Linked DNA regions of Mus musculus: region 1 is linked to region 2. The links are chromatin contacts, found by Hi-C or POLR2A ChIA-PET in ENCODE. All regions are on one chromosome and are shown on one strand. The core of a region is the stretch at or near the end of the contact, and the rest is flanking DNA. Distances in the headings are between cores, read along the strand shown. Region 1 overlaps Susd6 (sushi domain containing 6). Region 2 holds the start of Ccdc177 (coiled-coil domain containing 177).

Region 1 (4,953 bases), core at 572-3,071, 120 kb before region 2:
CAACTGTCGGTTCTATGTTCTTAATGAGCACTTTCTGAATCTGTCCCGTCTCCATACCTGCCAAGCAGCCTCTTCAGACCTAGAGCATCCTCTAGTCATGAGCTCTTGCCTGCTTCCACTCTTTGTGTGTGTACAGTGTATGTGTGTGGATACACAAGCAGAGGCCAAAGGATGGCACTCTATTGCTGTCCAACTTTATCTTTTCCTGAATAAGGACTATGAACCTGGAGCTAATTATGGAGGCTGGCTGGCCAGCAAATTCCTGAGTCTGTCCTCATTTCAGGAACATACCACCACACCCAGCGATTTGTGTGAGTTCTGGGGATACGAACTCAGGTCCTCACGCTTGCAAACACTCTACCAACTGAGCCGCCTCTCTCCTCCTCTTCCTTCTGTGGTGCTGGAGACTGAACCTAGGGTCTCACACATGCCAAGCTAGCACATATAGCCTTAACCCCAACACCTACTCTCTTCAATCATCTAGAGTTCTGAAAAACTATTTTTGGGAAGGACTACATCTCACATCTGCCTTCATAAGAATTTTTATTATTATTTAGAAATGCAGTTATATACATAGAACAATTAAAATTAAATTAAACTTTGTACAAATATTAAAATACTATCTTCATACCCACTGCAATGTACAGGATACCAAAAAATATATATATAAAATAAAATAAAGCAAACCCAGATTGATTGACATCCTGCACAGTCAATTAAGCATGTGTTGTTTAAACCATTTTATGAGTACCATTCTGCAAAGGATCCCATAGTGGTGCACAGCCTTAAGAAGCCAGGCCAGTGTGGATACAGCCATGCAACCCTCAACTACTTCCTCTCCCTACTTGGCAATCCAAGTGCTCTACTCTGCACCCTCATGGTGAGCTCTGCTGCTGGGTGAAGGACGGGTGGGGTGGGGTGCGCTTTGTTCAAACTCTACTAGGTTTTCAACTGCCTAGTAAAATGCCAAGTAAAATATTCTCTAAGGCTGCAGGAGACCCAGCAGGCCCCACAGAGAAGGCTCTAGCTGTACTGTCAGGCGCAAGCATACCTGGAATGAAGCTGTGTGGTAGGCATGCTGTGTGTCCCTTCTTTGTTCTTTAAGGAGGGGGAAGGGAGGAAGGATCTAGAAATGTTTGCAGCATATTCCATTTTCTATGCTAGAATGTTCCTCAGAACAGAGGAGATATTGTTATGCAGGAAGCCAAGTGACTCAAGAGCTCTGATAGGACTGGGAGGAAAAAGGCCAACTGCCATCTATCCCAACTTGGCCACTCTCAAAGCAGGAAAAATATACCTTTGTCTGTCTTGTAGCCTGGCTTCTTTACAGAACTGTAAAGCTGGGGGTGCAAGGAGGGCAGGATGAATGGGGAAGACAGTATGACTTTAAGTTCTCTTTGCAAATGGAGTGCTTGAAGAATGTACATTGAAATGCCTTATAAAACCAAACGAACCCACAAAGTGGTCAGGACTCCGCCCATTTCACAGTTCTCACACAAAACACAGAACTGGGCAGGTAGAGCTCACCTGTTAAACTAAGGCATGGAAGGACGGAATTTTCTATTTATTTATTTCATCATTCTGGCCCTTGAAAACTGATAGAATGTGACAGCAAGTCACCAGGATATAAAACCTGCATTGAGTCAGTGTAAGTATGAAAAAGCAAAAACATCTCCCAAACCAAAAAACCCTGTGTAAAAGTCCTTTGGTGCTGACTGCCTCTTTTGGACAAGTCTCAGGATGTCCCTGGAGGTGAGCCCAGTAAAGTAGGCTGCTTAGTTTCTTCCCACTTGCTCGAAGCTTCTTCCTGCCCATCCGCCTGCCACCTGCCACTGACCCTGTTTCTAGCAGGCTCCACTTCAAGGCAATTAAGTCCCCAGTCCGTCTGTAATGGACAAAGCCCAGATGCCCCAGAAACCACAGCACATGGCTAATGGTTAAGAAATTGCTGTAGAAGAAAACAATGCAGGAAGAAGCCACAGATGCCAGCAACAGGTGTGAGACCTCAAGAACAGACCTTCTAAAAGCCTGTGACAAGAGGATGGGGAACACGGGTGCCCTTTATCCTTCAGTTAGGCAAGCCTGGGCCTGTGATTTCCCCACAGCAGGCTAATGAATGCTGAGAGAAAACGAGGCACCAGGAGGTTCTTTTTCCCAAGGCCAAAGCCAGGCACCTACAAGGCTAAATAATAAGCCAAAGAAGTGCAATCTGTAAGGGGCAAAAGCCCAGGGTAACGACACAGAACTAAAACAGAACTCAGATTTTAGAAGAGCAGTAAGCAAAAGAGGCAGGCCCATTCAGAAGACTCGTGTTCCTTGCCCAGTTCTCCCTTGAGGGGGGTGGACACCACTGAAGCTGAAGAAGCGCCATGGTGAGGTGGCTTGGGGCCTTGGAACCCACCCCCAGGTAAGCCTATGGCAGCACCTGCTAGGGGTGTTCTAGTCGTCTAGTCTAAGCACCTTTTCCAGCTCATTCCTCAGCCAACCATACTTGTCTGGACACTGGGCACACTGGACTGGCCTCCTGGGTTAGTGTGGGAGTGGCCAGCAGGGACAGCAGACACTGCCCTTACCCTGAGAGGAGATGAGGGTGTCAGGAAGCCAGGCATGACAGGGACTAAAGTGCATTGTGAATGGAGGCAGTTGGCTAGGAGAAGTTATTCCCCTATTTTTGAGGCCACAGATGCCTGGAGCTAACCCTGTTGTGTCAGGAACTATAAATATACTGGGCTTTTATTATTTTTACCACCCCAGAGAGGCTCATCACAGGTTCAGTCCAGGACTGGCTCTGAAGAGTTTCCCAGCCCCAAGGCTTGAGGAGGAGAAAGAAGAAGAAGAAGAAGAGGAAGAAAAGGAAGAAAGGAAGAAAGATGAGAAGAAAAAAAAAAAACACACACATTCCTTGATACCACATCTGTCTTCTCAAGATGGTAGAAGCCTGGTGGGGCTCAGTTACCCAGACTTGTCAGCATTCAGTACAGGGCAATAGGAGGCTGGAAATGGCTGGAGCATTTCTTCTAGGCTAGTACGTTCCCACTCCCAGGACCTGTATCTCAGGTTTCTGGGTGCCCACCATCTCTATCAGCTGGCAGGGAAAATAAGGAGTGGCTTTTCAACGATGACGTGTGGAAAGGCAGGGAGGAGAGAACAGAGTGGGAGCAGTGGCACAGCAGGCCACTTCCTGGGCACAGTTACTAAGGCACATGACCGTGGTGAGGAGGATCCTCAGGACCTGCCGGAGCTGCCTGCAGCCACCGGGGACTTGGTCTGTACCTATCAGCCTCCCCTCCATCACCACAAACCTAAAAAGGGGCAACTTGCCCAGACTGCCAAAAGCCAGATGAGCTTTTGTTGGCATCTCAGCAAATCTCAGGATTCTGTGGGCTGCAAGGAAGCCAGAGCTACCTAGGACAAAGTCCAGGAAACAGCATGCAACTTCCCCTTATCCAGGAACAGAAACCAAGGCCAAGGCAGCCAGTGCTGGAAGCAGGAAGTGAGAACTTGAGTATTAGGAAGACAATCATTATCTGACACCTTTCCTCCTTCCCACAGGTCTTCTGGGTGCTTCTTAGAAACTCTCAAAAGAGCCAGGAACCTGCACGAGAGCTGGTCAGCGAGTGCTGGGTGGCTTTGGCATGACTTCCCAAACCTCTGTCCTCAGTTAAGGAAGATGCCGCCATCAGTGTCAACACACAGGGCAAGCTCAGGGACCCACATTCTGGACCCAGCATGAGCTATTCCTGCTTTGAGTGCCTTACTACTCTTCAATCTGTTTCTGCAGCCTCAGGCCTGGCCCCCGGGTACAGGTGGCAGTAGCCACTAAGGCCTGTGGATAGCAACCCACCTGCACAACAGGGAACCTGGACAGGGTGGGGAAGGCACAAGTAAACACAGCAGTGCTCAGGCCCTCATGGCTGCGGGGCTGCCACCAAGAGCTGGCTGGAAGGGACCCAGAGGCTGAGGGGAAGGGGAGGTTCAATCCAGCGCATTCAGACACATCCCTGACAGACAGATGGGAAGGCTGGGCCAGGCAAAGGGCCAGGTCCTCCAGCTGTCCAGTGGGCAGATGGTGAGAATCTTTCTTGAGTATCCATCGAGGTGGCCTGCAGGCTCTCAGGTACACAGAGATACACAGGTGGCAGTTCAGGCATCCAGGTGGGGCAGCTAGAGAGGACATGGTACTCAAACCCACAGGAAGAGAGAGGACGGGCAGAGAGGACAGAGGCCAGCGGCAGCCCTCATGCTTCTTTCAATAGTGGGATATCTGTAGAGACAGGGAGGGAAGTACAGCAGTTACCTAAGGGTGTCTCTCAGTATCTCTTCCAACTCCACCCTAGAGAGTCCCAAACAGCGCTCATTTAAAGAAATAAAACGTTCTGCTGTACATGTCTAAGCTAGTCAAATTTTCCTGCTTTCTATTTCTGGCCTTTCTGCTTCTATTCTCCCACTGCCTGTACGATAAAATCCCAATGCTAAGCCTGGTATCCAAACACCTTCTGGTCCCACCAACATAACCCTGATTCTGTTCTCTGCTGGTCTAGTAACTTTTGATTCTTTTCTAACCTTGCTCTAAGAAGTTTCAAAGTTCTCTTTAAGTTCTACCTTTTTAAAAAAGCTACCTGTCATCTGTGTGAACCTGGACAAATCATTTTGGACCAAACCAGTGGGTTTTGGTCTTCTCATGTCACCAGAGGGGAGAAGTGCTAGACCCATGCTTTAAGATCTGGAATCTGTCTTAACAACACTGGTGTCCTCATCATGGCATGAGTTCAATTTCTTTTCATTATTGTACTTTTAAAAACTTCATTATATATTTATCATTCCTTTTAACATGTGTACATCCACACACTACAGGAACTACTTGATGACGTGCATCTATACCTGCAGGTCAGAGAACAACTTCTGGGAGTCAGCTCTCCCATTCTACCATGTGGGGACTGGGGACCAAATTCA
Region 2 (4,888 bases), core at 278-2,777:
AGAATCACCAGAGGTGAAACCACCCACAATGGGCAGGCACCCCCTCATCAATCGCTAATTAAGAAAATGCAAGTCTTGCCTTCAGAGTAGTCTGGGGGTGCATTTTCTCAGTTGAGGTCACCTCTTCTTAAATGACTCTAGCATGTGTCAAGTGGACAGAAAACTAGCCATCACAGGGACCTTACATAGATGGTGACATCCTCGATCTAGTTCCAGTCCAGACCTCTAGTATGACTTAACCAGCCACCTGTTGGATGGTCCTACTCTAATGACGGAGAGGGGCAACTGCCCATAACTGGCATTCCATACCAGCTAATCTTCCCTCCTGGATCCACGCTTTCCGTGTCTGTCTGTCTGTCTGTCTGTCTGTCTGTCTGTCTCAGCATCCCACTGCTCCAGGCAGCCATCCTTGATCCCTCACTTCACACACTAGAGCCAAGCTTTGAGTGTGGTTCCTTCCACTGTATTTACAAACCCCCACCTTCCTCCTTTCCTACCACCGCTCCCTTTCTGGTTCCAACATTCCCTGTGCTGGGTACCTGCAGTGCCTCCCCAACTGCTTCCTTAGTCTCTTGGGCCTTGCCCTGTTGTTGCTAGAGTTATGTTCCTAAAAAGTCTATCTGCGGCATTATTTCCTTGTTCAAAACCTTCCCTTTCCAAAACAAAACAAAACAAAACAAAACAAAACAAAACAAAAACTTTACTTTCCCCTCATGGTTTCCTTTGTTTGCTTGTTTAGTTTCTCTGTGTAGCCCTGGCTGTCCTGGAACTCTGTAGCTCAGGCTGGTCTTGAACTCACAGAGCTCCACCTGCCTCTGCCTCCTGAGTGCTGGGATCAAAGGCGGGCATCACCACCAACCAGCCCTTCGGATTCTTTAGCATCATAGTTCACCACACTCTCTAATGCTACACCTCCCCCCCCCCCCCATTCCTTGGAGGATTCTAATCTGGGATGTCTTTGGCCACTACCACTCACGATGGAAGGGTAGGATGAGGTGTCATCAAAAAGCACTCATTACATGGCATCGATCAGGATCAGTCTCATCGTATGAAACTAGCGACTCGGAAGCAGCATCCGCTGGTCACTTGTGTTCTGCCGCCTGAACCCGTGTGTTTTTGTCGACTGTTTTTAGTTATTTAGGTGAGCAAACAAGGTAATGGCAATTTCATAATGTGGCATCATTCTTTGTTCTCATTCGTTCTCCCATCTTAGCTTTCCTTAAATAAATAAAAATCACTATTTGGACCAGGTGCCCTCTTTCTACCCAATTACTTGCTGACTTGTTGGTCTGCTTAAGATCCCTTTGAGAAATATACTGATTCCTTCATTGTACCCGCCTAAGGTGCCCAAAGACTAGATTTCTGGTGATAACTGCTATGTCCACATCTCTCTGTATTACGTATGTATGCATGCATTCATTTATATGCATACATGTGTAGTTACTGTATTTTTAATTGCTTTGTCGTCCTCTAAGCAAAGAAATGAATACCCTTAAGTGGCCACCAGGAGGCGCCAGGAGCAGCGAGAGACCTGCGGTACCTTGGCGGTAGAGGTGGAGATGGATGCAGAGGCGAGGGAAGAACCCAGCTTCCTTTTTTAAGAATCAGTTGTGAGCAAGGGAGCAGAGCTACGTTATTTTAGGGAGACTTTGTCGCACTCCCCCTCCCCCGGGTAGGTAGCGTCTGGGATGTGTGCTCCCAGTTCGTAGTCTCCCATGGAGAGACGCTGGCTGCTGCAGCCGGCAGTAACCCGACCCCGCCGGCGCAGGGACTGAAGAGGCGCCGGGGAGAGCAGCGAGAGGCGAACAAAAGCCCTCGGCAAGGGGGCCGGAGCCCGGACCTGGGGTAAGTGAACCCGCTCGGAGACCTAGCAGCTCCCAGAATGGAGCGGCAGGGTTTACGGCGCTCTAAGAGCCCACTCCCCTGAGATGCGGTGCGGAAACTGGTGAGCATCAGCGGCTGATGTCTGAGTCCACCATACTGGGGTTGATGGTACCTTTAACTACACATTCGGCCTTGGAGATCGGGTGCATCTGGGAGGATTCAGGTGCCTTGTGCATCTTGAGCAAACACCGGGTGGGGGCTGGAGGAAGAGGAAGGCAGAGAGCTCCCAGCAAGCCCCGCTGGAGAGGCTGGAGAAAGAATCCATCACTCCACTCGGAGAAGCCTTTGGAGACTCTTTTCAGCCCTTCCATCTCCCGGGGGCCCTGCGCTCCGGGTCCTTTTGGTAGAGAGAAATCAACCATAAACTTCTTCCTAGGCAACTGGGGCCCTCGCAGCAATGCACTTTGGCATGCACAGGCCCCTTCCCCTTTTGTGTTCTTGCAAAGCTGCATCCCAGCAGCCCGCCTAAGCTACAAACAAATAGCTAATCCTCCGGGGAATCCTCCAGCGCCTCCCTCGCTGGCTGCAGCCTTCCTTGCACTTCAATCTTTGCAGGAAGGGGATGCAGCTAGTGGGCCTCACGCCAATGTGGTCTCCTGAAAGGCCCTGCATTCTAGGTCTGAGGGAGACTGAGGCTGCTGTCTAAGGCCCAGCGTCCCCCCACCGCAACTGCCCAGCCTGAGTTTTTGGGGCATCAGTTTTAGGATTTACGTTCCATCAGGCCCCTGAGCCTAATCTGAAATCGGATTAAGTTGGGAGGGGTAAATATGGCTGAGGAGGGAGGAACAGCTCACAGATCCTCTATGTCCCCCCGCCCCTCTGTCATCTCAGGGACTCCAACAAAGAACGAGGTTCAGCTATGGTGGACCCGGTGCCAGAAGAGGAGAAAGAGGGAGCGGAGCCCGGTGGCTCTGAAGGGGATGAGGCCACAGCGTCCGAGCCCCCCGATGCCCAGGGAGCCCAGCAGCCGGCTGCCTCCTCGGCCTCCGCCTCCGCGGCGGCGCCCCGTAAGGCTGAAGTCCCCTGCGGGGCAGAAGGTGGACGTCGGGAGCAGTCTCCGTTGCTGCACCTCGATCTCTTCAATTTCGCCTGCCCCGAGGCAGAGGGCAGCCGCTACGTCCTGACCAGCCCCCGCTCTCTGGAGGCCTGCGCCCGATGCGCGGTCAAGCCCGTGGAGCTGCTGCCTCGGGCCCTGGCCGACCTGGTGCGCGAGGCCCCGGGCCGCTCCATGCGCGTGGCCACCGGCCTGTACGAGGCCTACGAGGCGGAGCGCCTGGCCAAACTGCAGCAGTGCCGCGCCGAGCGCGAGCGCATCATGCGCGAGGAGAAGCGGCGCCTGTTCACACCGAAGGGTCCGGCGGCAGCCCCGGCCTCGGCCTCAGCCTCAGCCTCAGCCTCGGCCCTGAGCGGGGGCAGCAGCAGCAGCTGCAGCAGCAGCAGCAGCCTCCCGGCCTCGCCCGCCTCGCGAGTTGCTCGAAGGACTTCTCCCAGTCCCCCCGCCAGGAGCCGGCCTCCGCCCGCCGGTTCTCGGACAGGTAGAAAGAGCCACTCGCTGGACTCGCTCTCCCGCCGGAGGGACGGTGCCCTGAGCTCCGAGTCCGGGGCCTCGTCGTCGTCCTACAGCGGGGAGAGCCTTCGGGAGCTTCGCTGGCCACCTCGAGCTTCCGCCAGGAACAGCTGCCCCGCGGGCTCGGCGTCGTCTGCACCTAACCCACTGGGCCGCCCTTCGGCCCTTGCTCTGGTTCCGCTCACGGCCCGCAGCTTCAGCCTCGGAGACCTGAGCCACTCGCCGCAGACAGCCCAGCATGTGGAGCGCATCGTCCGCCAAGTGCGCGCCGAGCGAGGCCTGCGCGGGGTACCCGAGCGCGACCGCAAGATCGCCGCCCTCATGCTGGCCCGGCACCAGGAAGAGCGCCTGTTGCTGGAGCAGCGCGCCGCGGCCCACGGCCAGTGGGAGCAGCAGCGCGTGCGCGCCGAACAGCGGCGGGAGCGCGAGGAGCGAGAGAAGCAGCGCGCGCTGGAGCGGGGCCGGCGGGCCTGGGCGGCGCAGGTGGAGGAGCGGCGCGGTCGCCGGGGCCGGGAGGAGCGCGAGGCCGCGCGGAGGCGGCAGCAGCAGTGCGAGCGCAGCGAGGAGCGGCGGCGGGAGCTGGCGGAGCGTCAGGGACTGCTGCGGCGGGAGCGGGTGGAACGCGCCGCGCGGGACGACCGGCTGCGCAAGCTGCAGCAGGAGCAGAACCTGAAGCAGAGGGAGGAGGGCCGGCAAGAGGGGCGGGAGCGCGCGGAGCTGGTCCGCCGGGAGCGCGCCCAGCGGGCGGCGCGCGCCCGAGAGCGGCAAGAGGGCCAACTGCAGCGCGAGAAGCGCGAGCTGAGCCGGGCCGAGCGGGCGCGCCACGAGGCGCTGCTTAGAGGCCGAGTCCGGCAGCAGCAGGAGGAGCGGGAGGGCCTGCGGAGCTCCCTGGAGGCCAGCTTGGGCCGCGCGCAAGAGAACTACGAGCAGCTGCAGGAACAGCGCGCCCGGGAGCTGCGGGAGCGCGCGCGGAGAGAGGAGCTCCAGGGTCGGCGGGCGAAGGAAGCGGCCGAGCGCAAAGAGCGGGAGCATCAGGCGCACTTGGAGGCGCTGGCGCGGGCGGGAGAACGACGGCTGCAGCACGCGGCGCAGGTGGCCGAAGAGGCTGTGCAGCAGAAGGCCCGGCGCGTGGTTCAGACCCGCCTGGAAAAGGAGAGGGCCCAGCGTGCCAACAAGGAGAAGGTAGAGAGAGACGAAGACTGCCGCCGCCGCGAGCTGCTGCAGGCCATTGGGCGCAAGCTGGAGCGCAGTGAGCAGCTCTCTCGAGAACGGCGAAGCGCGCTGGAGAGCGCTCGCTCCACGGCCCGGGCCTCCTTCCATGTGCGGGAGAAGGTGCGGGAGGAGACCAACACGCGCTCTTTTGACCGCATGGTGCGAGAGGCCCAGCTACATGCCAGCCTGGACCGCAAATGACAGCCGCCCTGGACAGACCGTGCT

Evidence for each region. Hi-C counts contacts between places; a loop is a spot of excess contacts on that map. ChIA-PET counts read pairs that join two places held with the same protein, here RNA polymerase II (POLR2A).
Region 1: a loop to region 2 is called in a map of ES-E14, with 2.3 times the contacts of the local background. The contact joins the enhancer-like site here to the promoter of Ccdc177 in region 2. A Hi-C loop is called at or near these places in 33 of 37 maps with a recorded cell type or tissue (CH12.LX, CH12F3, ES-E14 and 11 more). POLR2A ChIA-PET finds 5 or more read pairs at or near these places in 3 of 5 experiments (Patski and embryonic stem cell).

What each region holds. Positions count from the first base shown.
Region 1 is chr12:80,876,407-80,881,359 of GRCm38, reverse strand. Susd6 (sushi domain containing 6) reads right to left here. Exons shown (of 6, transcript NM_178682.4): 6 at 527-4,264. The coding sequence ends at 4,239. Among named protein-coding and RNA genes, the nearest start is that of Gm23298, 33 kb to the left of the region's middle. Within about 2 kb of position 1,821, at least 1 of the 3 ENCODE cell types and tissues checked has a DNase peak (open chromatin) inside an H3K27ac peak, as active enhancers do; it is gastrocnemius, where a contact is called at or near this core.
Region 2 is chr12:80,757,354-80,762,241 of GRCm38, reverse strand. It overlaps Ccdc177 (coiled-coil domain containing 177), which reads left to right and starts at 1,527. Exons shown (of 2, transcript NM_001008423.2): 1 at 1,527-1,845; 2 at 2,716-4,888. The coding sequence starts at 2,744. The coding sequence ends at 4,864.